3 separate regions of the Mus musculus genome follow, and regions 2 and 3 are each linked to region 1. A link is a loop called in an ENCODE intact Hi-C map of the cell type or tissue named here. Cell type or tissue: gastrocnemius. All regions are shown on one strand.

Evidence for each region. Peaks named below come from ENCODE experiments on the same cell type or tissue, not always from the same donor. Only the 100,000 strongest peaks of a DNase experiment are listed, where the experiment ranks them.
Region 2: it touches region 1 in a loop (5-fold over the local background); 29 of 42 quality-filtered maps call a loop at or near these places.
Region 3: it touches region 1 in a loop (8-fold over the local background); 40 of 42 quality-filtered maps call a loop at or near these places.

Annotation. Positions count from the first base shown.
Region 1 is chr19:9,912,158-9,920,157 of GRCm38, forward strand. No RefSeq gene overlaps it. Among named protein-coding and RNA genes, the nearest start is that of Gm50340, 16 kb to the left of the region's middle. In gastrocnemius, a CTCF peak has its summit at 3,964 (motif pointing right); a DNase peak (open chromatin) is centred at 3,980.
Region 2 is chr19:10,031,144-10,039,143 of GRCm38, forward strand. Rab3il1 (RAB3A interacting protein (rabin3)-like 1) reads left to right here. Exons shown (of 10, transcript NM_144538.3): 8 at 1,210-1,309; 9 at 2,601-2,667; 10 at 3,314-4,443. The coding sequence ends at 3,396. Among named protein-coding and RNA genes, the nearest start is that of Fads3, 6.4 kb to the right of the region's middle. In gastrocnemius, CTCF peaks have their summits at 2,687 (motif pointing left) and 3,828 (motif pointing left); DNase peaks (open chromatin) are centred at 2,237, 2,689, 3,820, 4,128 and 2 more places; H3K27ac peaks cover 1,031 bases.
Region 3 is chr19:9,987,477-9,995,476 of GRCm38, forward strand. It overlaps Best1 (bestrophin 1), which reads right to left. Exons shown (of 12, transcript NM_011913.2): 3 at 5,752-5,846; 4 at 5,290-5,523; 5 at 4,581-4,735; 6 at 4,161-4,238; 7 at 2,998-3,150; 8 at 2,126-2,206; 9 at 1,646-1,797. Among named protein-coding and RNA genes, the nearest start is that of Fth1, 8.8 kb to the left of the region's middle. In gastrocnemius, CTCF peaks have their summits at 2,219 (motif pointing left), 4,052 (motif pointing left) and 5,731 (motif pointing right); DNase peaks (open chromatin) are centred at 4,036, 5,290 and 5,734; H3K4me3 peaks cover 1,138 bases; H3K27ac peaks cover 2,017 bases.

The DNA of each region.
Region 1 (8,000 bases):
TACTTTCTAGCGCATGAAAATTCAGTAATGTGCGCAGAAATGGCCGTTGTCAAAGTCAGTTTTCTTAGCAGTACAGTAAGAGGAAGCTCCTAAGAATCTGAGGGTCTGGTCTTGGTGGGTACAATCCAGAGCCATCTACTCCCTTGTGTGGGTACTAACATGCAGATGAGCTGGCAGCAACCCTGTAATATCAGAGCTAGATCATGCAAAACCCTAATCAGAATAAGAGTCCACTAAATTTCATGAAATCTGTTATCTCAATTGAATCTAAGCTAAGTTCCTTAAAATTCTGGTTTGGGGGCTGAAGAGACAGCTCAGCGGTTAAGAGCATTGGCTGCTCTTCCAGAGGTCCTGAGTTCAATTCTCAGCAACCACATGGTGGCTCACAACCGTCTGTAATGGGATCCAGTGCCCTCTTCTGGTGTGTCTGAAGAGAGTGACAGTGTACTCACATATATTAAATAAATAAACAAACAAGTAAAAAAATTTTTTTAATTCCAGTTTGGTGAACTTTGGATTTTTTTAGAGCAGGAAAATTTATTAAAATGTTGTATCTATATTTAGATTATTTTGGTTTATGTTTTGTTTTTAGACAGAGTCTCACTGTGTAGCTTTAAACTTCAGAACCTTCAGTCTTTACCTCCTGACTGTTAATGATTACAGGCATAAACCACTCGCTACATCCAGTTCCACATTTTGATTTTTAAAAAATGTGTATGGCTATTTTGCCTGCACGTATATCTGTGCACCACATGTATGCCTAGCTCCCAGAGAGACCAGGGGAGGGCATCACTTTCCCTAGAGCTGGAGTTACACACCATTATAAACCACTGCATGGTCCTGGGAATCCAACCCAGGGCCTCTGGAAGAGCAACCAGTAACCTTAACCTTTGAGTCATCTCTTCGGCTTCCCTCCTTCATCCCATTTGATAATTCTACAATGAGCTATGGACACATTTGTATGCAATGTGTAATGACCAGATCAGGAAAATCCACACTGCCACCATCCCAAGTAAGTGTGTGTGTGTGTGTGTGTGTGTGTGTGTGTGTGTGTGTAGTATTGTGTCTGTGTGTGAGTATATTGAATGTATGTGTATGCATGTCTGAGTGTATGAGTGTGCTCACATGTGTTTGTGTGTACATGAGTATTCCTGTGTCTGTGTGTGCAAGTGTATTGTCTATGTGTGTGCATGTCTGAGTGTATGTGTGAGTGTGTACTCATGTGTATATGTGAGTTTGAGTGTATGTGAGTATTCATATGTCTGTGTAAGTGCATGTGTGGGTATGTAAGTGTGTGTTTGTATGCATGTGTCTGAGTGTGTGTGTGTGTGTGTGTGTGTGTGTGTGTGTGTGTGTGTTGGGAATATTCAGACACCCTCTTGTAGATATTCTGAGCATCTGCAGTGACTTGCTATTAACTTTAGTCACCTGCCATTCTGTAGAGCACTGGCACTTCTCCCTAACTGGATTCTGATGTTTCTATGTGTTTTCTGAGTCCAGACCAATAAGACTACTAACTCCAGGACTCAAAAATAGTTATAGAGCTGAACATGGCGTAATCCCAACACTCTGAAAACAGAGGCAGGAGGATCAAAAGCTCAAAGTCATACTCAACTCCATAGCAAATCCAAGGCCGGTTTAGTATATATGAGGCCCTGTGTCAAAAATAAAGGAAAATGAAGCAAAATAAAAATAAATGTCAATTATAGAACCCGGTAGGGCATAGAACCAAGAATGTCACAGTGCCCTGATCTGGCAATGCTATCTGATGCAATGTACAAGACGGAAGTCACATTTGAGGGTAGACAGCTGAATGTCAGTGGAGAACAGAAAGCAGTGCTGTGTGACTTCCCTCACCCAGATTCTCTGAGAACCAGTGTTCTTACCACTCGACATGAAGCATGTTTCCAAAGACAGGACGGGGACTAGAATTCTTCTCCCAAAAGAGTTGTCACTGCAGAGAGCAATGTCACTTGCTTAGTAGAGCAGCTGATAATGCACATCACAGTGTCCAGCAGGTGTCCCTTGGTTTGACCCATGGACAGACCCACACAACCTCGGGGCTGGGCTAGAAACCCTTGAGAAATCTTGGAAGTCAGCAGCTCACACATCTTCTCCATTCCTTTCTCAAACTTCCCCCTTCTTCTTCTCCTCCTCCCCTTTCTCCTCCTTCTCCTCCTCTTCCCCTCCTCTTCTTCTTCCTCTTCTTCCCCCTCCTCTTCCTCCTCCTCCTTCTCTTCTTCTCCCAAAGTGTCTCTTGGACCTTGGTGGGCATGATGAGTGTGTCCCATTTGTGACCACATGTTCAACGGTCATTTGTTTTTAGTACTCTGACCATCATGAGTCTCTGCCATCACCAGTGACCACTACAAAAAGGAAGTTCTCTGACTGAAACTGATAGCAGTAGCAGTCCATGGGCATAAACAGTAGTTTAGGAGGTTGCTTAGCAAAGTCACAAAGTAGTGTCCCCACTAGGGCCTTTGGCCGCCTCAGACACATACTTTCTAACTGGGTCTACAGAGCCATGTGTGAATACTTTCCAGTGGAGCAGGCTTCCGATCAAATTGGAAAGTAGTTGGTTACTTCCACAACAGACTCACCTTGCCTGGCTGCTCAGTATTCTAGTTCAAGTCCAGCTTGATTTCTCTATGTCCTCCAGTGGATATGGTGTCTTTAGCCATAGGGTCTTACCATCTAGTTTCATGAGCAACCAACAGCAGCAGCTATTTCCTATATTGTGGGGAGGACCTCAGGAGTCTCTATGACCAACACTTTAGGTGGCCTACCTCTACACTAGAATTTTCACGTAATACCCCAACCTCAGTCTTCAGGGAGCACTTTATTCATTCCTCTCTTATGTTGTGATTGCCTCTGTGTGTGTGTGTGTGTGTGTGTGTGTGTGTGTGTGTGTGTGTGTGTGTGTGTGTTCAGACACACCAAGACCTAAGCCGATGTTCAGAAATGCATGTACTTGTGTGTGTGCATGTGGAAGCCAGAGGTTGACATGGATGTCTTCCTCAACCACTCTCCACCATACATGTTGAGGCAGCGTCTCTCTCTTAGACATACACTGTGAGTGCATTCACCCACCGTAGCCCACGGCTCCCGGGAGCCTCCATCAACCACTGCCTCTCAAGAGCTGAATTAATAGGTGGGCCTCAAACTTGCTTTGCAGTCAAGTCAAGGGCGACTTTGAACTCCTGATCCTGCGTCCACCTCCCAAGTGCTGGGATGACACCATGTGCCACGGGACCTATCATATCATCTTGCTGCTTATGCTCATAGCTGCTGGAGTTGTGTCGCTCTTTGGTACAGTGAAGTCCTAGGTTCAGTCACAAGCGTACACACACAAACATACACATGAGCGAGATCTTTACAATGATACTACATAATACCAGTTTTAATCAAAACACATAATACTCTATATGTTAGTGGGTACATATATCAATTGCAGCAGTATTATTACATATATCTTTTTAAAAAAAAAAAAGAGCATCCTGATTTTTATTTTTACCTCCAAGGCAAAAGAGAAATAGTTTGTGTTTTGGAGGAATAATATTGTGGAGATAGTTTTGATTAGTTTTAAGATCTAAAAATGATATTTAAGACACTTCAATAATATGAATAAAAATGGACATGATGGCAAATGCTTGTAATACCAGCACTCTGAAGGTGAAGGCAAGAAGACTAGAAGTTCTGGATCGCCCTCAGCTACAGAGTGAGTTAGAGGCTAACCTGAGCAGCATAAGCCCTGTCTCAAAGAAGGAAAAATAAATTAATTACAATATTGCTGGCCTTTATGTGTGTTCACAAGTGGGATAGATATCTCAGCTATTGTTCATGTACTGGAATTCCTGATGCCTTGTCCCTTTCTCTTTAGTCTGCCACACTTTCTTTTGTGAAGTAGTACTTTCAGAAGTCATTACTGAATATCCTTAGTCCTTCATAGACAGTAAATGCAATTGCTTGAATGCCCACTTGAGGGAGCCAGAGGACAAGGCCGGCCAGCCACTGTGGTTCTAGGAAAGCTTTGTCTTTGGGTTGGTTGGTTGTTTTTGGTTTGGTTTGGTTTGGTTTGGTTTGGTTTGCTGGGGGGGGGGGGGGGGGGTTGTTTTGTTTTTTGTCTTGTTTGCAGTATTTGGGGGTTGTTGTTTTTTGTTTGTTTGTTTGTTTGTTTGTTTGGGAGTTTTGTTAGTTTTTTTTTTCTTGTTTGCAGTGTTTTGAATTCTGTGTTTCCTCTGTGTTTCCCACATGCTAGGTTAGCATACCCCTGGTTGAAAATCAAACTATTGTTGGGGGTAAAGGCTTAACTTGCTATCAGACACAAGATCTTACTCCAGAAGTCTTCCATAGTGAGGCTCTATTTGCTTGGCCTTGGGTACACCTAAATATAGGCACACGTGCACACACACACACACACACACACACACACACACACAGTTCCCTTACTGTCTCTGTGGCTCAATTAAGGCATTCGGCAAGGTTGATGGTTCAAGCCCACCCAGGGACAACAACCTCAGGTTTTTAACAACTTCCAGTCAACTGTGGCCTTTTCAGGAAAATATACATTCCCTTAGAATACCTGCTGTTCCTACATCCTACTTAGAAATTCCCAAAACCTGTCACAGGCTTACCGCCGCCCATCTCACCATCCTCACCCCCACCAAAAAAAAAAAAGTGTTTTCTTGTATGAGCAATACAAGTCCATAAGCAACCTTTGACAGGGGCGGCGATAAACAAATGGCTCAGCATTTAAGAGCACTACATTATCTTCCAGAGGACCCTGGTTCAGTTCCCAGCACTCATATGGCCAACCACTCACTGGTCTGTAATTCCATCCAGTTCCAGGGAATCTGACGCCCTCTTCTGGCTTCTGCAGGTGCCAGGCATGTGCGGAGACATCCTAGCATAGAAACACCTATACATGTTATCATGGTTTGTATATGCTTGGCCCAGGTAGTGGCACTATTTGGAGGGGTGGCCTTGTTGAAGTAGGTGTGGCCTTGTTGGAAAAAGTGTGTCACTGCAGGTGTGGGCTTTGGGACCCTTGTCCTAACGGCCTAGAAGCCATTCTTCTCCTAGCAGCCTTCAGATGAAGATGCAGAACTCTGTTTCTCCTCCACTCCTGACTGGACACTTACATGCCGCTGCCTTGATGATGATGAACAACCTCTGAACCTGTAAGCCAGCCCCCATTAAATGTTGTCCTTAAAACAGTTGCCTTGGTCATGGTATCTGTTCACAGCAATAAAACCCTAAGACACAGGTAAATAAACAATTTTTTAAAAAATAAACTATATTCTTGAGTTAACTTATGCACCTGTTAGACCAAGCCCAGGACCTTGAAAACATGGGTCATGTCCTTGTGCAGAGCCTTTAGTGAGTCATGCCTCTCTGAGGGGCACATTACAGGGGCAGGGAGATGAAAAACAAAACAAGCAAACAAACAAAAAAAAAAACCTGTCCTCTTCCCAGGGAGCATAAGCAAAGAGGAGGCTCGAAAACATGCCTGCTCAAACACTCAAGCCCAGCTCAGAGATCTGCCTGCCTCTCTCTCCTGAGTGCTGGGATTAAAAGTGTGCCTGGCTGCCTGGCTTCAAATAAAATATTTTAATAACCTGTTACACTATGCCCAAGGCTGTATCTCAGTGGTAGAGTGCTTGTCTAACATGTGAATCTAATCCCCAGTTCCACTAATATTAAACAGATAAACAATAAATCCTGTTCCCTAAATCAGAAACTGAAATATCTTTCCAGTTTGAGGCATATCTTAACCCACTCCTTAGCCTCGTGTCGCAGACGGACTACTTCCTCATTCTGTTCCCATCTATTACCACTTCCAGCATGTGGCTAGCTGTTATTTCTTGTTGTCTTCTCACAGGCTGCAACAAGAGTTCCAAGCCATCTAGAGCTACATAAGGACACTCAAAACACACACCAGGCTGCAGGAGCTGCAGCGAGTGGGGGGGAAGGAAAGGAGGGAGGGAGGGAGGGAGGGAGGGAGGGAGGGAGGGAGGGAGGGAGGGAGGGAGGGAGGGAGGAAGGGAGGGAGGGAGGGAGGGATTACTTTAAAATCTCTCCTTAAAGGTTGGTGGCTTTTGACGGGAGCAGGGGGATAAAAGGTGGTGGTGAAGGGCAGGTGTGGCTAGAGTATATCATATGCTTGTATGAACTTGTCAAGGAATAAGTTACTTTTTTCTTGAGACTGGTAAGATGCCCTGGGTCGTTAGGAATTAGGCTCCAGATGTCTGTGTAAGATAGGGCTCGTGATTCGAATGGTCATGGCCTGATTATTAAATCGTGGGACTACATTTTTATTATTGGCCATTTGTATCTATAGGTCTGATTGATCTCAAGGCCTCACTTCAAAGACATGTGTCTAGCTTTCATTTCCTCTTTGACATTCTTCCTACTGACATCAGAAGACCACTAGACCCAGAGGAGTTGAACAGAAAAATGTGGAGACAAAGTAATTTGTTTCCGTTTGGCCTTTGTAAGGAAAGTGTCGTGGTTAACATAAGAAATGTTCCCCAGGGCTCGTGGGTTTGAACACTTGGTCCCAGTTGGTGGCACTGTTTGAGGAGGTGATGGAAGAGATCCAGCTGGTGCTGGTAGGGGTATGCACAGGAGGTGGGCTTTGAGGGTTTCTACCTTGGCCTTGCTTCCCGTTCTTGTCCTGCTGCCATGCTGTGCCTTCCAGCCACCGTGGGCTCGCAGTCCCTCTGGAACCATGAGCCCAAAGTAAACCCTTTCTTGCTTAAGATGCCTTTAGTAGTGATAATTTATCGTAGCAACAGAAAACTGACTAATCACTAAGGAATCTTTTGAGGTAACTTTCTATTCCTTTGCTTTTTTGTTTTTTTAAGCATCTTCTGTCTGTCAATCAGAACTATGTTTCAGTATTTCTCAACCATTCAGAATCTTCTCCCAATGGAGTCCAGAGATGAATAACTATGTCTCTGTTTAAAGTTAATTCACTGTGGCCATTATCATTCTAAATAGAATTCAGTAAGCTTTGCCCATTTCTTTAGAAAGACTCCTTATTTTTTTATGCATAAAATTATCTAGGATTCCAAACAGAAGATGTCTACACGTGGAGCCAGAAGATCCCACAATTCTCTATCTGGTATTTTGGTCACAGTGACACAGAAATTAACTAACAACAAAATTTACTTTGAGAGAGATGCTGTCATTGCTAAGATAAGCCAGATCATGTTGTCCTTAAGCCTTTGACCCCCCTCTGAAGAATGGACATGAGTTTATAAATGTGAATTAGAAAAGGCCCTAGAATGGGCAAGGGGTGTGGCTTAGTTGGTCAAATGCTACCTTATCATACATGAAGTCCAAGGTTTAATCCTAGCACCAAACACAATGGGTATGATGGCGGGAGGGTGGGGAGACAGAGAGAGAGAGAGAGAGAGAGAGAGAGAGAGAGAGAGAGAGAGAGAGAAGAAACACCCTAGACTGCCATAAAGCAAACCTCGTTGAGCCATTCTGCTGAGAGTTTGGAATCCCAGAGTGCTAAGGGAAATGCATGTAATGAAGACCATGTTCGTGGGGTTTCATATTCGAACAAGGTCTATTGGGAACTGAACCAGAGCCATTAATATTACTGTAAAAGAATATGGCTCCATTCTGTTTGTGTCCTGAAAATTTGAGTAAGACTGAGTTCAAAAAGGGAAGGACTAGCCGTGCGGTGGTGGTCAATGCCTTGAGCAGAGGCAGGTGGATCTGAGAGTTCAAGGTCAGCCTAGTCTACACAGCAAGTCCTAAGATAACCAGATCTGTTATACAGAGAAACCCTGTCTCAAAAAAAAAAAAAACAAAAACAAAAACAAAGAAAAGTAATGGACTAAATTATTTGGCAGAGGAAATTTCAAGGCAGCACAGCATTGCAGTACAACAGTCTTTAATCAGTTTTACAGTGAAAATTGGGAGCAAACACGGAGCATGTGAATTTCAAAAATGTACAATTTGGCTAAGAAGGAAGTATGTATGAG
Region 2 (8,000 bases), 120 kb after region 1:
TCTTAGCCTGCATACTGCTCAGCCAGCCCTGAGCAGAGGTAGCAGCAGAACTAAGAAGTTAAGGTGGCATTCCAGAGCTTGTTCAGTGGGGCTGGTTCCACAAAGGAAGCCTGGCCACACCGAGGGAACATTTGAGTCAGCTTTTTACGCAGAGGGAAAAGAATGAGTGAAGACCAGGGAACTAGAGTTTGCACTACTTCAGAGTCAGGGCATAGCCATGGAGCAGAGATCTGGGGCTGAGTCTGAGAGGGTTGCTTGATGTCAGAGTATGAAGAGCCTCTGCAAGGCAGGGCACCAACTTACTAGGGTGGTATATTAGGGGGTACCAGCTAATTCGTCCTTAAAAGAGAGTTCTCTGTTCCATTCAGCCTTACAGTCAAGGAGGAGACGACAAACACTATTAATTGTTCCTTCCCTTGGGATTCTGTAACTACTTCCTGGGTGATCTGGAAGCCACGGGGAAAGATGATGGGTTTGATGTGGCCTTTGGAGAAGCGCCTGGCTATAATGTAGAGAAGAAAGGAGTGAGGGAAAAGAGAGAGTGGTTGGAAAGAGCTGAGGAAATCCAAGCGAAAGGGCTGAGTAGTCTGGGGACATGGTGACCAAGTTCAGGTGTAGGGGTGGGAGCCAGGAGAGTTCATCACGGAGGCGGGGCCTGTGGAGGAGCAAGGTTTGGGAGCAGGAATCTGGAAGATGGGCTCTTGGTGCTAAGTGGGTTTCCTCGGCTTGACTGCGGGGAGAGGTGATGACATGGGAAAGGGATTCTTGTGAGGCTTGGTGAGCAATACAGGGCTAGATGAAAGTCTGGTGTGGGGATGTGAGAGGCAGCCAGACCAGAATTCAGTTAGAGAAAGAGGTGATTGGGCATAAAGACCCCAGTAATGAGGTGTGGGGGGGTTCGAGGCAGTGGAGGGTGGGGCTCTCGTATACCTGGCATAAGGTTGACCAAGCTCCTCTGCCTATGTGGGGAAAGGAACGGGGTCTGAGCATGGCTCCAGCTGCATTTAAGGTTTATCCTGAAGACTTTTGCCCTTCCCCACCTCTTTATTTGACCCTAGGCTCCTTTGGAAGATGGGAGCGGGGAGGCCAGGCCTTCCTGCCTGCCTGTCTGCTGTGCTGTGCTCACTCTCCATGCATCCTCTAACTAGGGCACATTCCCTGCATCTGTGACCCTCATTGAGCACCTTACACTTCCTCTGTTCTCCACAGCACATGTGCCCTGAGTGGCCTGGCACGTACCTGCCACCATCGAATCCGCCTGGGGGACTCTGACAGCCACTATTACATCTCACCGTCCTCCCGGGCCAGGGTGAGTCAGCCATCCTTCACCTTTGTGCTGGGCAAAGCTGTGTAGTGGAAGAGACTGGGGCTGAGGAGGGTCTAATGGTTTGGTATGTGATCCTTGCTTAGAGACACTGAGGTGTCGACAGAGAACACAGCCCAGGGGAGAAACTCTACCACTCTGTCTGCTGCCAGCTACTGACTATGTTGTGCCAGCCTTCTCCCCCACCCCACCCCCCAGCCTTGCTTCTCCTTCCCAGCACCAGGTTTGGCCACACCTGGCTAGTGTTCCTCTCCTTTCCCACACTACCCTGCTTGGGCAGCCTTCCCCCAGTTCCAGCTCTCTGTATCCTCTCTGGCTTCCTGGTGAGTTCCACTAGCAATAGGACCACCCCTCTTCTTTCACTCACCAGTCTCTGGGTGCCTCACATGTAGGGCTTTCCTACCTGAGAACCCTGGGTAGGGGCTCCTGTGGGTCTGGCTGCCTGCTGCCTTCCATCCTCACTGGTTCTTTAGATGTAGAGCCTGCATGGACATTTCTGGAACTTCCTGGTGGAGGGAGGGAAGCAGGATGAGGGCAGGGAAAGGGGGGCAAGCCAAAATTGGCCTTAGCTTCAGCTAGATCCAGAAAGAGTCCCAAGCACAGAGCTACCTTCATCCTAGCCAAAGAGCTGGCTTGCATTCCCTCCACAAAATGGGCCCATGGGCTCAATGTAGCCTAAACCCTCAGAATCTGGGAGAGGGGGGCCAGGCCTGGGGATGGCCGCTGGGCAGGATAACAAGAGCGGAGTTTTTGTGGCTATGCCAGTGAAGGGTCACTAGAGCTTGGCAACAGGCCTCTCTAGCCATTCTTGGTCCTCAAGTATGGACCAAGGCAGCTCAGGGAAGTGACTGTAATTGCTTTCCCTGGAATTACACACGGCACCTAGTTTATGTCTGGCAGGCCCAGACCTTCTTGCTCCAAAGGAGCAGGTCCACAGAGGGCAGAGCTTGGCTGTTAGTGCAGGCTGCCTGATTCCATCTGCCAGCTTGGCCACTTTCTCACGCCACGCTTGACAGTCTTTATCACAGGTAAAATGGGCACGGTGAGTGTCTGTGTCTCACTGACTGCACTGCCAACAGGCAGCTGTGGCAGGTATTCTTAGGAACAGTGGGAGTCTTGCTGTTGCTAATTAAACCTGGGAAGCCGAACTCTCCTAAAGTCAGAGAGTATTCCTTAGCTCTGCCAGGTACCTGGGACTTATTGTTATGGCTTTCAGAGGGGTCCCCTAGAGTATGGGGAATCCTGGTGGGTCACACCCTCTCCATTCTGCCCACAGATCACCGCAGTATGCAACTTCTTCACCTATATTCGCTACATCCAGCAAGGTCTGGTTCGGCAGGATGGTGAGTGCCCCCTAGTGGTCTTTTCAAGCAATAGTGCCCAAGGGAGAGACAGGGCAGAATGGGGCTGGCAGAATTGGCCTTCCAAGTCTACTTGAAAGCAGCAGCAGAGGCAGGAATCTAGGGTTGGTTCCTCCAGTAGAAGACCAAAAAAGGGGAACACTGTAGGTTAACAAAGTTAACCTGATCCTCCTTGGTGCTGGGTTCTGTGTCACTGGAGAGCGAACCTTCCACATCACTGGCCATGCTGCCTTTTCTTCTGCATAGAAATCTCTCTATGGCAACAAAGACAGCATTCCTGTTACTAGCTTTGACATTCAAAGTTCTTTATGATGGGTCTCTCCTGTGACTCTTGCCTACTTCTTCATGCCCCCAGAAATGGCTCTCCTGCCTCCTGAGTCCTTGCTTAAAGGGCCCTTCTCCAGACACAGGGACTGGCGTCCTGGGCCCTGCTCACTGCTCTGGGGTCAGGGTGGGAAAACATTTGCAACTGGAGAAGTGTAGTTAAGCCTATTATGAAAACAATTGTGTGCAGTGCATGAATGTCTGACCAGGCTGAGGGGTCTCCACATCACTGCCCTGCCCAAAACTGGAGAGGCGGCCAGGGCAGTTGTGTGAAGGGACCATGAACTCTTCTCTCTGTCTGCAGCTGAGCCGATGTTCTGGGAGATCATGAGGCTTCGGAAGGGCATGTCACTAGCCAAGCTTGGCTTCTTCCCCCAGGAGGCCTAGGGCATGGCCCCAGGCCTGAAGTAAGCTCTGAGCTAGAGCAAACAGCTGCCTTGGGACAGACAGACAAGAAATCCTGGAGCCAGCTCTGAGCCAGAAGCTGAAAGGACAGATAAACAACCAGGCTGTAGAGACAGTTCTGAGCCCGTACCACCCATCCGTCCTGAGACAGACAAAAGGACAGCCTGGCCTGGACTTCATCAGATGACCCTCTTGCCCACTGAGCTCTGTAGCCAACAAGAGAATCTCAAGAAAGCACCAAAGACCAAGGTGCTCGGAGCAAGGAGCTCAGCCCTGGGGAGAGGACCCTTGAGTAGCCAGTACCCTCACACAATCCCCTGCTGCTTACCAATGCTCTCTTGCTGCCACATCTTCAGAAAGGGGCTGCTCTAGGGTGGCTGGATTTCCAGCCCTGGGACACCAGCACCCCCTTGTGGCCATTTCTCACTCTGTTTCCAAGTGGCCTCATTAGACTGCCCCAGTGGTAGGGCAAATGTCTCCAATCTGAACAAGGTGGAGAGATAACTGCCCCGAAGTGCTCTGAAGGTGAGTCCAAGATCCCTCCTCCATTCTTCTGCATGGAGGCCTCCCTCTCCCCTTCCTCTCCACTTCAACACCATCTCCAGGAGGCCCTGTTCCTGAAGTTGCCAGGAAGTCTGGGCCCTTTCTTCCTAAAGTGTGCCACCAGGGGAGCCTCAGGACGTAACCCTGGGCAGCCATCCAGACTTCAGGGGCCCTGGATGTAGGACGGGATGGAGAGGCTGGGCCAAGCAGGACATGGACCCTGCCTTATCCATCATAGCCCACTGGGAACTGGGCTCGGGGGGAATCCAACCTGGACATATCCTTCACCACGCCCCTATTTCCTTCCAATGGAATGTAACGCGATCTCTATTTAATAAAGGAAGGCTTTGTTGGTAGGGGCTAGGCGGCAGTGGCCTTCACTCCTGTGCCCTGGGGCTCTGGCCAGGGCTTGGGCATCTGAAGGAATGAAATCAAATCCTTTCCTAACTGGCCTCGTGCTTGGGATTAAACCCAAATCCTGAAGCTACCCCCATGGCTACCACCACTTTCTTGCTGTAGGGAAGACTGTTGAAGTTGTCCTTAGCTTTTCACGGAGCTATGAGGGATTGGAATGAGTTGACCACTCTCCTGAGAGTTCAGCTCTGATCTGTGAATCCCCCCAAAGCCCGTAGAGATGACCCCAAGTCTACTAGAAGCCTGGAGTCAAAACACCCAGGCTTCCTGGGGCTGATCGATGCCACCTGTCATAGGACAGATGGGGACGACAGAAGTGCCAGGCATGGCAGGCACAAGTGGAGGTGCGGGGCAACCGGGATCCTGAGAGACCTCAGAGTAGGAATGAGGAGAGAGATGTCTTGTGGTTCTTGCCTCTGCCCAGCCAGTAGGGCTTTGTGCTTTCTGTTAGGAAGGTGCAGCAGATTCTGGGCTGGGGCAGAGGTTGTCAGTAGCCCACAGAGATTTCTCTATTGGCCTGAGGCCCAGGTGTACTCAGATGGTAGGTCAGCTGGGGGGCTGGCCAGAGCTTTGTCAAGGTCCTCTGCCGCCTTCACATGTTCTCCGGCAAGTAGCTTGTTCCCAGGACTCTGCTGCCTCCATTACCCCTCTGTTCTTATATCTCCTCCCTGCTCCACTATGACTAGAATCCTTTGCTGTGTCCCCAGCCCCCATAGACACCTGGTCACTGACCAGACCCTGTCGTCTCCACTCATTCACTAACTAATACTGGGGTTTTCTCTGCTGGACATTGGCCACAGCATGCATACCAGTAATATATCTGCATCCAGGTTACTGGATGGAGGGAAGTAAAAGCCAAAGGATGTCAGGGAAGGACGTGGTGTGCTGTGTGGAATCCCATGGCATCCCCTGCTATGTCAAACCCTTGTTCACCTGGAGACAAGAGTGGATGAAAGCCTGAGCACTTTAATCAGTCTTAACTTCTGGGTTCTGGGCCCAGCCATATGCAGGACCACAAAGCCACCAGGAAACACCCAGAGGCCCACAGAGGACCTTACTCCCCTGACTTGTCCTGCTTCTACAGAGCATTGTCCATGATCTGATGCCAGGTGGGGCCATCAACACAGCCACACCCTGCTAGTAGCAATTAATATCTAAGCACTAGTCATAGCTCGCAGCCCTCTCTGTGAACCCATTATTCCAGTCTCTTAGCAATGTTAAAACATGCTATTATCCCTCATGTAAATGGATAGAGGCACTGGAGAACACAAAGAGGTCCTGAGGTTGGGTTTATTTACCTCAGTGGTAGAGGCTTGCCTAGCAAGTACAAGGCCCTAGCTGGTTCAGTCTCCTGCTCCAGGAAAAAAAAAGTCACAAAGGGGTCCTAAGTGTCTGGAACCTGTAGTATTAACCTACCTCTTGGTGGTTTTTTGTTGGTTGGTTGGTTGGTTGGTTGGTTTTTGTGTTTTTATACTGAACACTTTCAGTGAATGTAGGTTTTTCACCTCTTTAATTGATGCAGAAGGGTGTGAGTGTAGATCAGTGCTAGAGTGCTTAATTCAAGGTCTGAGGTTTGGTCCCAGAACCACACACACAAAACAAAAGAAACAGAGACTGGGATCGAATTGTAACCTAGGTTCCTCTGCTGTACCCTGGAAGTAGCTCAGGGCTTCGACTCTTGGGGGTGACTTGAGAGGTTAACTGCCACACCAGATGTTCTTAAATTTTCTAGATAACCCATTTGGGTTTGAAGTCTTGGCACATAGAAATCATCTGAGCTCTCCTTGGCTAGTCCTGAGTCTGGCTTCTAGGCATGGAGGTATTAAACCTGACTAAGCACATTTACCTGGTGCAGGACCCTGAGATGTCTCACTTTACCATCTTGGTGCAGCACCTGAGATATCTCACTTCACCATCTGCCAAACCTGCCCTGATTTGAATCCTGCCAGGGCTGTGACCTTGGAGCAAGTTGCTTTTCTCAGTTATGAATTGGGATTATTATTCTTCCCACACAGACACAAACAATCTTCCCTCATTCACTCATTCATACAATGCATGCATTTGGTGTTTGTGAGCTGTGCATGTGTGAATGCACATGTGCCATGGTTCACAAGGCAGAAGACAACTCTTATATTGTCTTGGTCCTCATCTTCCCCCTTGTTTGAGGAAGTCTCTCTCATTGACCCTTGAAGCATAGGTCAGGCTAGCTTCTGGGAACTGTGCCATCTCTGCCTCCCACCTTCCCACTAGGAGCATAGGGATTACAGGCATGGACTACCGGATCAAGCTTTATAAGATTTCTGCAGTTCTGGACTCAGGTCATCAGACTTTCACAGGAGGTGCTTTACCCACGAAGCAATCTCTGCCATACTTATTTTTTAAAAAAATAAAAACCTAACATGTAATCTTACACATTTTAAAGTGTAGAATTATACTTGTGCTAGGCACATTCATACTGCCATGAAACCAAGCTACAAACATTTTGCATCTTGCAAAACAAACACTATGCCCATTGACTAATTCCCTATTTCTCCTGCCCCTAGACTGTGGACATCAGCATTCCACCTTCTGCCTCCGTGAATCTGATTCCTCTAGAGATTTGCTGTAAATGGAAGCAGCATACTCATCTTCTAGTGACTGGCTTGTTTCACTTAATGCAATGTCAATATCCATCCATGTTGTAAGATGACAGGATTTCCTTTTAAGACTTGGTAATATTCTGATGTATGTGTAACAGCCCACTGTGTTTATCCATTAATTGGAGACACACACGGGTTACTGGTACCTGTTAATGTATATGCAAATATCTCTTGGAGACCCTGCATAGAGTCCTTTGAATAAATTACCGTTAGTAAATTTGCTCATATATTAGGGATTTTTTTTGTTCTTGTTTTTGTATTTTTAGAGGACCCTCCGTACTTTTTCCATGATGGCTATACCATTTTATAGTTCTACCAACAATACTCCAGGGTTCCAACTTTTCTGCCTCCTGGCCAAAATTGTTTTACTGGTTTTGGTAGTAACTATTCTAAGAGACATGAGGTATTTGCTCCCTGGACTTTGATCTGTGTCCTGAGTAGTGCTTTACAGTCTTCTCACCTTCACTGCACATTTCTGTGTGTCCTGCTCTTACCAAGGGTCTGTGTTCCACCATAGTTGCCGATAGGCTTGTCGTTGCTGGCCTAAATAGTTTCAAATAGCCTTTACATAATCCTGTGGTGCCCATGGCCTCTGCCCCTCCTTTCTCAGAAGAGTTGTACCCCGGACTAATAACCAAGCTCATGATAAGGTCTGTGACTCAAGCCAAACCCTAGAGCTCTGACTTGTGCCCCCCCCCCTTTTTTTTTTGTGCTTTTGCTGCCTGAGCTCCAGGACTGCTCTTTCTTGGTGGCTTCAGAGCTTTTTCCTAAAGCCACTGCTTGCATATCCAGCTTGTTGAGCCTCCCTGGCACTGTACAAACATATCTTGGCTCCAGGACAGTAGCTGGTGGCTCTGTAGGGGGTGGTGATTTCAAGGCATCCAACCAGAGGCCTGGGTGGAAGCTTACAACAGTAAAGAATCCAGCTGGGACAGAGGTAAGGGGCTGTATTCAAGGCATTCCAGGGGACTCTCAAACCTCAAGCTCGCC
Region 3 (8,000 bases), 75 kb after region 1:
TAATCTTTATCAGGCAACCTTCCTGAACATCTCCCTCCGGGCAATGGGAATTTCTACTCCTGGTGAAGCCTGTTCGGATAAGGCCGAGCAGGAACAAAGAACTTATGTTACCCACTGGGGAGTAACATACACTAAAAGGCCTTTGGCTTCCTGGCAGCAGACTTCCTGAGGCCCCAGGACCTTTAATCTGTAAGAAAAAGTTTCCTCAGGGTGGGCCCCTTGCCCACATCCAAAACTCCCCTGGCTCTAAGATCTACTTGCAGGCCAAGGAGGGGGTCACCTCTTGGCCAAAGGCAACTTCTGTTCTGTGTCTGCCCAGTCTTTGGCCATGAGTTACAGCCTACTCCACTACTAGCTTGCACATTCCCTGAATGCAGGACCTGCACCCAGTGCCACACTAGGTTCAGTGTGTGTGTGTGTGTGTGTGTGTGTGTGTGTGTGTGTGTGTGTGTGATGTTCAGATGAAACAGGTTCAAAAACATCTTCCAAAATGTTCCTATTTCTTGTTTCAGCTTAATGAACTCTTTGGCTCATAAAAGAGCAGAAAGCGAGCGGTCTAGTACAGTGTACAAATACATTAGACACTCCAGAGCCTGCTTACCTCTGTCAGCCAGAGGACTGTGTGGGAAGGCCCATCCGGCCTACTGTATCTAGGGGGAATTTGGATGAAATGGGATTGTACAGAGGAAATTTCGGCTGCTGTGGGTGTAAGGAGGTCTTTGTAGGACAATCTATTCAGGAGGCCCTCTCTCCTATTGGGACTCCCTTACAAATACTGTTCCTCCTGCACCCCAGGCTTCCTAGAATTCCATGTCCACGCAAAGGTTACTTTCTCTGGTCAGAGCTAGAAAGCCAGCCTTGGCATCTCATGGCATCATCAATCGCTGACTACCCCTGGAAAAGTCTCTCTGGTCTGTACACAGGAGAGATTGGACTGGAGGGTCTAACAGCGTAGTGGAGAGTATGGAGGTAGCTGGGTGTGGTGGAACACAGCCTGTTTTTAATCTCAGGATTTAAGGGAGGTAGAGGCAGGAGGATTTCTGTGAGTTCAAGGCCAGCCTGGTCTACCTAGTGAGCTCCAGGACATTCAGGACTATGTGGAGAAGCCTGTCTTTAAAAAAAAAAAAAAGTATCGCACATAGTGATGGTTCCCACCTGTATTCCTAGCACTGGATGTGAATTTAAGGCCAGCCTGGGCTAGTCAGGGATTCCAAGGCAGCCCGAACTACATAGTAATGGACTTGTCTCAAACAAAGCAAAACACCAAAGCCAAAGCAACAGTGCCTGCCTCTCACTCCCCAGCATAGTGAGTTTGAAGCCATCCCGGACTATGTGAGACTCAAGAAAACCAATCAAAAATAAGTAGGAAGCATGTGGGGCTAGAACCAGATAGCTGGCTCAGATGTGTCCTTTGTCACTTATGTGCCTTTGGGCTGGGCAACTTTATTAGTCCCTATGAACCTGTACTTAATTGTCTGAAGAGTAGACACAGCAAACAAAGGTTATTGGGAGGGGAAAAAATTAATGTCTGTGAAGAGCACAGTCCACTGGCTAGCCCTTACTGGGCACCCAGTGTAGTAATAAGAGCTGTTCCAAATTGCTTACACTTAAAAAACTTCCCACCCAGTCCCCTGGCACTGTCTACCTGATGTTGAAGGTGGAGCCCATGAAGGAATGCCGGCGAGACCTGGCAGAAGCAGCTGTGTAGGGCGGCTGAGGCGCTGCCTCGTTCCAGTACATGTCACGTTCCATGGGAGGCAAGTTCTGGTGCATCCCATCCACGGACAACAGGGACACCTGGTTGCCAAGGACCGAAGTGGTAGCCAATAGACTGGACAGCTCAGGCAGGACCATGAGCCTGCCCGATGGATGCCTCAGGAACTGTCCGTTAATTCCCTCTGCACCCCAGTTTCCCCTCCCGTGTCACTAAAGACACTGATGCTTGATGCAGTCTCCAAAGTCGAGGTGAGAATCCTGTGAGTGAATGACTGGCTGAGAAAGGTGCTGACGTTAGAGGAGGGGAAGACACTTCACTGTGTGGTCTCCCTGAGAAACTGCTGGGTCCCCTCTTTGGACCCCTCTTTGAGAAGGGTATACGACACAGTCTCTGCACACCCCCTTATACCTGCAGGTTTCTGTCAATGATCCAGTTAGTCTCAAAATCATCATCGTCCTCCCCGAAGGGGTTGATGAGCTGTTCTGCCACCTAGAGGTGGGGAGAGGAGTGACGCTCTGAGAACTTTGTTACTCTGCTTTGCAGCCCCAAGCCTTGGGTCCTCCCATTTTGGCCCCCCTCATGATGCCCTTCCTCCTTAACAATTGTTTTCATGGCCACGGTATTGGGCCCTAGCCACTCCCAATGGGGTGCCCACATACTACTCTTCTGCCTCTCCCTCATGAGCCCGCCTGTCCCTGAAGACCAAACTGTCCCCTCCTATGTCACACAGCAGAGTCATTACCTTGATCTCACCCATGTAAATTTTTGTTCACCTATCTATCTTCCAATATGCATGTATCTGTTGTTTTGTGAGGTTAGAGATAAATGCTGAGGCTGGGCTGAACTAGAGTGGCCAGGAGGGGAGTTTCCTGGACACTGATATCTAAAATACTCAAGCAAAGCTCCACAGAGGTGATATCTGTTTTGTGGGTCCAGGCAACATCCTGATAGTTAGTGAGGTACCCTCAGATAATTTCAGTCATCAAAGTATAATTTAGTGGAGTCTTTAGAAAGCAAAGGGAACTGGGAGAGGGTATATTGAAACTAGAGTGTCTCTCTCTCTCTCTCTCTCTCTCGTGTGTGTGTGTGTGTGTGTGTGTGTGTGTGTGTGTGGTGTGGTGTGTGGGGGGACAGAATAGTTTCTGTATGTATGCTCATGCATGTGTGATATACGCAACCAGATACTTTGCAGCTGCCTGTCTCTCTCCCAAGTGGCTGCTGGCCATGACCCCTTGGCCATGCCCACGCTATGGGGGAGGGTAGTATGCAGTGAGTCTCACCTTCAGCCAGCCCATGTAGAATAAGAATTGCAGGATTGTGAAGACAGGCACAACCAGATCCATCTCATGGCCTGGGTAGTCCTTGTTTGGGTTCAGAAACTGCCTCCCGATCAAGCATGCAAGGAAAAAGCTGTATACTGCCACTGTCACCACCTGGAAGGAGAAAAGGCACGTGTAGCAGAAAGGGCTAAGCAGGGACCATGGTCGAAAGCTTTTGTGTCTACAGCCTTGTTCTGACCTCCACACTTTTGTGACTGGGTCTCTGTTTACCCTTCTTTGTGTGTGTGTGTGTGTGTGTGTGTGTGTGTATTTTGTTTGTTTACTTTTACTTTTTGAGACAAGGTCTCATGTAGCCCAGGCTGGTATGAAACTCACTATATAACCAAGGATGACAGTGAACCTCTGATCCTTTGTCTGTGTTAGCATTTTGTCTAAGCTCTACCCCAAAGTTACCTGGCAACAGCCAGTTGTACCTGACTCACTATAAAAGGGGCTGCTTGCCCCCTCCTCTCTCTATTGTTCTCTTGTCTTCTTGCTCCCACTCTGTCCTATTGCCCCTTCCCCTCTCTCCCCATCCCCCTTTCCCCTCTCTCTCTGAGTACTCATAGCTGGCCTTCCTCCCTCCTCCTCTTCTTCCTCTCTCTCTCTCTCTCTCTCTCTCTCTCTCTCTCTCTCTCTCCTACCCTCTTAACTCCCCTCCCCATGCCCTGAATAACTCTATTCTATACTATACCATCGTTGTGTGGCTGGTCCCTCATGGGGAAGGGATGCCTCAGCATGGGCCCATGGAGGCACCCCCTTCCCCCACACCTGACTACACATCCATAGAACATATTCCTTCTCTCCTTATCTTTTTCTAAAACACAACACTCAGGCCACTAGATCCAGGGGGGTAGAAGTAAAGGTGTGTGGCACCATGACCAGTTTCATGCAATGGCGAAGATCAAACCCAGGGAATCATGCATGCATGGCAAGCACCACCCAATGAGCTCTACCCCTCCATCGCCAGCTCCCCTTTAAGACCAAGACGATAGCACTCCCCCTGCTGGCTGGACCAGGCAGGAGCACAGAATCTTCCAAGTCCAGGCCTGTGAGATTGTATTCAGTCTCTAGGGAAGAGTGCTTTCTGCATCTTTACAGCTGCAGTTTCCCACAGTTCTTACCTGTGTGTACACCAATGGGATACTTATCCAGTCGTAGGCATACAGCTGTCCACACTGAGTACGCAAAGTACACACCTCCTGATGGGCGGGAAAGGGGGATGAGGTGCCGACCGCAGAACCCTCCCACTGCTCTTCCCCAGATACAATGCAATGGCACTAATGGAGCAGCTTTGGCTGTGTGGCCATATGCAGCTCCCTAGACCTGTGTCTCAGTGGCTTCATCTAACAAAAAGGAGCCAGGACATCATAGGCTCACTCAGAGAGGAGGCAGTAGGGAGTTTTGGAGAGGAGCCACCGTGGGCTGTAGAATCTTGTTTGAAATATCATATACTACCAGGACGGGCAGTGTGGGAAGACCCTCCAGCCTTCTCTTTAAAGGAAGCCACAACCCTTCCCACTGCATCCCATGTGTGGGCTCACATTCATCAGGCTCTGGAGCAGGACGGTGTCCCGGATTCGACCTCCAAGATAGGCCTTCATTGACAAGTTGGCAAACCACACCCAGGGCACCCAGAATGTGTTGTGTGGTAGGCCCAACTTCTGCAACTGCTTATGTTCCCCATGGGTCATAAAACCTGCCGGGCAGAGTGGACAAGGCAACAGGTAACTCTAAAGAAGAAGTGGGCTGCACCAGGAAACCCAGCCAGCCCAGTCCCCTAGGGCTCTTTTACCATGTTTGCTTCAACGCACAAAATTATTGAGTCCCAGTTGGGTGCTCTTCTGGATCCCATGGGGCAGGAGGTGGGAGGAGAGGGGGGCTTTGTTATTAGCCAGAGTCAGGCCCTGGCCAAATCAAGGGGAAGCTAGGGACGCGTGTCAAGCCATCCAGCCAGGAAAACGGAGATCAGACCCATCAGTTCCCAAACCCACACATCTTCCCTTATCCCTGAAGGGTGCTTGACCCTTTCTCAAATCCCTCCCTTTTTGGTTTACTCTGGCCTTGCCCTACTCTGAGCACCTGATTCTGACCTGCCCAATTCTGTCCCCAGTCTGACCCCACGGGCCCTGCCCCACTTCACCCTCTTCAAGCCCAGGGGACTCTGGCTCCACCCAGCACCTTGTCAAGTCTCAGGCCCCGTCTCCGGTTAGGCTTGGCCCTGCGGGCCCACCCACTCCAGATACTGCCAACCTGCTAGCACCAGGTGGTGAAGAGTGGGAAAGCGCTTGTAGACCGAGGTGCTGATGCTGCGCAGGATGAGCACTTGGCCCAGGATGGCGTAGCGGATGAGCGTGCGCCGCAGCAAACGGCCTTCCTCATCCTTGCCCTCCACGAAGCTAGACACCTGGATCATGAGGCGGTCGGGCCACGGCAAGTTCTCGTACTGGCTCCACCAGCGGCTCACCACCAATGTAACATAGAAACCTGGGGAGGAGGAAGGAGGAGGTACAAGCGGGGAGGGGCCAGGCTGTGGCCAGAGACTAGCGCCCGGTGAACCCTTGCTTTCTCCGTCTTCCTGATGTGTGTGGGCCAGCCCTTAAGGCCACTGGCCCCCCTCACCCCACTCTCCGCCCCTGGTGGAGGTCCGCCCATTGTGTAACAGGAGCTAGGGAGAGGCCACCGGACCCCGAACAGCCGCAAGGGGGCGCTCACCCAGAACGAAGGATATAGGGATGAGCTGAATGTAGCTGTCGCAGTACAGAGCCAGCTTCTCAAACAACAGCTGCTGATCACTCGAGAGAACCATTCTGGCGTGGGTGAGGCATTGAGAGGAAATGGCTAAGAATGTGTCCCTACTTCCGACTGGGGAGGGTGGAGGTAGGATGAACTGGGCATCTGGGTGTTTACCCTTTCACTGGTCTGGCCCAGGGTCACTCTCTGACTGAGATAGGTTCTTGGAACGGGTCACTTCTAGCGTGTGTGTGTGTGTGTGTGTGTGTGTGTGTGTGTGTGTGTGTTTATCGGTCTATTGTTGCCACTGCCACACTGGGAATGGAACCCAGCTGTTGCTCATGTTGGAAAAACACTTCACCACTAAGATACATACCCAGTTCTTCACTTTTAAACAAGCCAAGGGACAGTGGTTTGGAGCACTTGTTGTTCTTGTGGAAGACCCAGATTGAGTTTCCTAGCACCCACATGGCACTTAGAACCAAATTAAGTTCAGTTCTGGACCGTGTGTGTCTGATATCCCCTTCTGGCCTCCTTGAGCAATACACACAAGTACACATACGTACATACATACATACATACATACATACAGGCAAAGCACTCATACACATAAAAATAAATCTTAACAAATAAATAAAAGCAGGTAGAAACAAAGAGTGTTTTGGTGATTTGATTTAGTTTCTTGAGACAGGATTTTTCTGTATAACAGCCCTGGCTATCCTGGAATTCACTTTGTAAACTCAGAGAGATCTGCCTACCTCTGCCTCCTGAGTCCTAGGACTAAAGGGGTGCTCCACCAAACAAGTGCTTGGTTCTCTCTCTCTCTCTCTCTCTCTCTCTCTCTCTATATATATATATATATATATATGCACACATATGTATAATTTGTTATATATTTATTTGTATATAAATTTATTTATTTATATGGTAGAGGGCTTTGTAGCTTAGTGGAATAGTGCTTGCCTATCACATGTAAGTTCATAGGTTCAGTCTCTACACCACATGTGGGAATGAACCCAGGCACAGTCTCTCTCTCTCTCTCTCTCTCTCTCTCTCTCTCTCTCACACACACACACACACACACACACACACACACACACACACACACACACCGAGAGGGATGGCTAGGCTGAGCATCGAGTTTTAGGGCCATGGAGTGGCTCTTGATGGTATTTTAATAGTACTACATATCATGTAAGATGCATCTGTACAAACCCACAGGGTGTAGGACACCATGAATGAACCCTGGTGGCAACTATGACGTTCTAGTGACAGTGGTGTGACAAGGCAAGCTCACTGACTGCAGCAACAAACATGCCAGCGTGCATTTGTGCTTCACTTAAAGCAGAGGCTGGAATGGGCACAGATGAGAAATCTCTCAAGTGTTTAATCAGCTGTTTAATTTTTATGCAAACATGTTCTTAAAAAATAACCTCTAGCCAGGCATTAATCACAGAGGCTGAAACAGAGGGGCAAAGGGGCAGAGGGACAGAGGGACAGAGGGGCAGAGGGACAGAGGGACAGAGGGACAGAGGGACAGAGGCAGGCAGTTCTCTGTGAGTTTGAGGTAAGACTGATCTATACAGAGAGTTCCAGGACAGGCAAGACTACATAGAAAGATCTTGTCTTAAAAATAAAATAAAGTCCTGACTTGGCATAGTGGCTCCTGCCTGTGATCCTAGCACTTGGGAGGCAGAAGACAAGAAGAGCACCTCACTGCAAGTTTGAGGCCAGCTTTGTCTGCATAGGGAGTTCTAGGACAGGCAGGGCTACTTACCAAGACTTGTCCCCAAGAATTACTTAATTGGGGCTGGGGAAATGGCTCCCTGGTTAAGAGTACTTGTCACTCTGGCAAAGAGTTCAGTTCCCAGAACCCATGTGACATCACAGGCCGTGTATAACTCCAGTTCTAGAGGACCCAGTGCCTCCTTCTGACCTTCACAGGCACCAGGCACATACAGGGTACACAGACATAAACGCAGGGAAAACACTCATACATGTAAAATAAAAATTAAAAATCTAAAAACAGACAATGTAATTAATTAAGTTCTAAATTTTTTGTGGGTTTTTTTGTTTGTTTGTTTATGTTTTTCGAGATAGGGTTTCTCTGTGTAGTCCTGGCTGTCCTGGAACTCAGAAATCCACCTGCCTCTGCCTCCCAAGTGCAGGGATTAAAGGCCTGCGCCACTGCTGCCCGGCATAAATTCTAATTTTTAAAGTGCCAGATACCA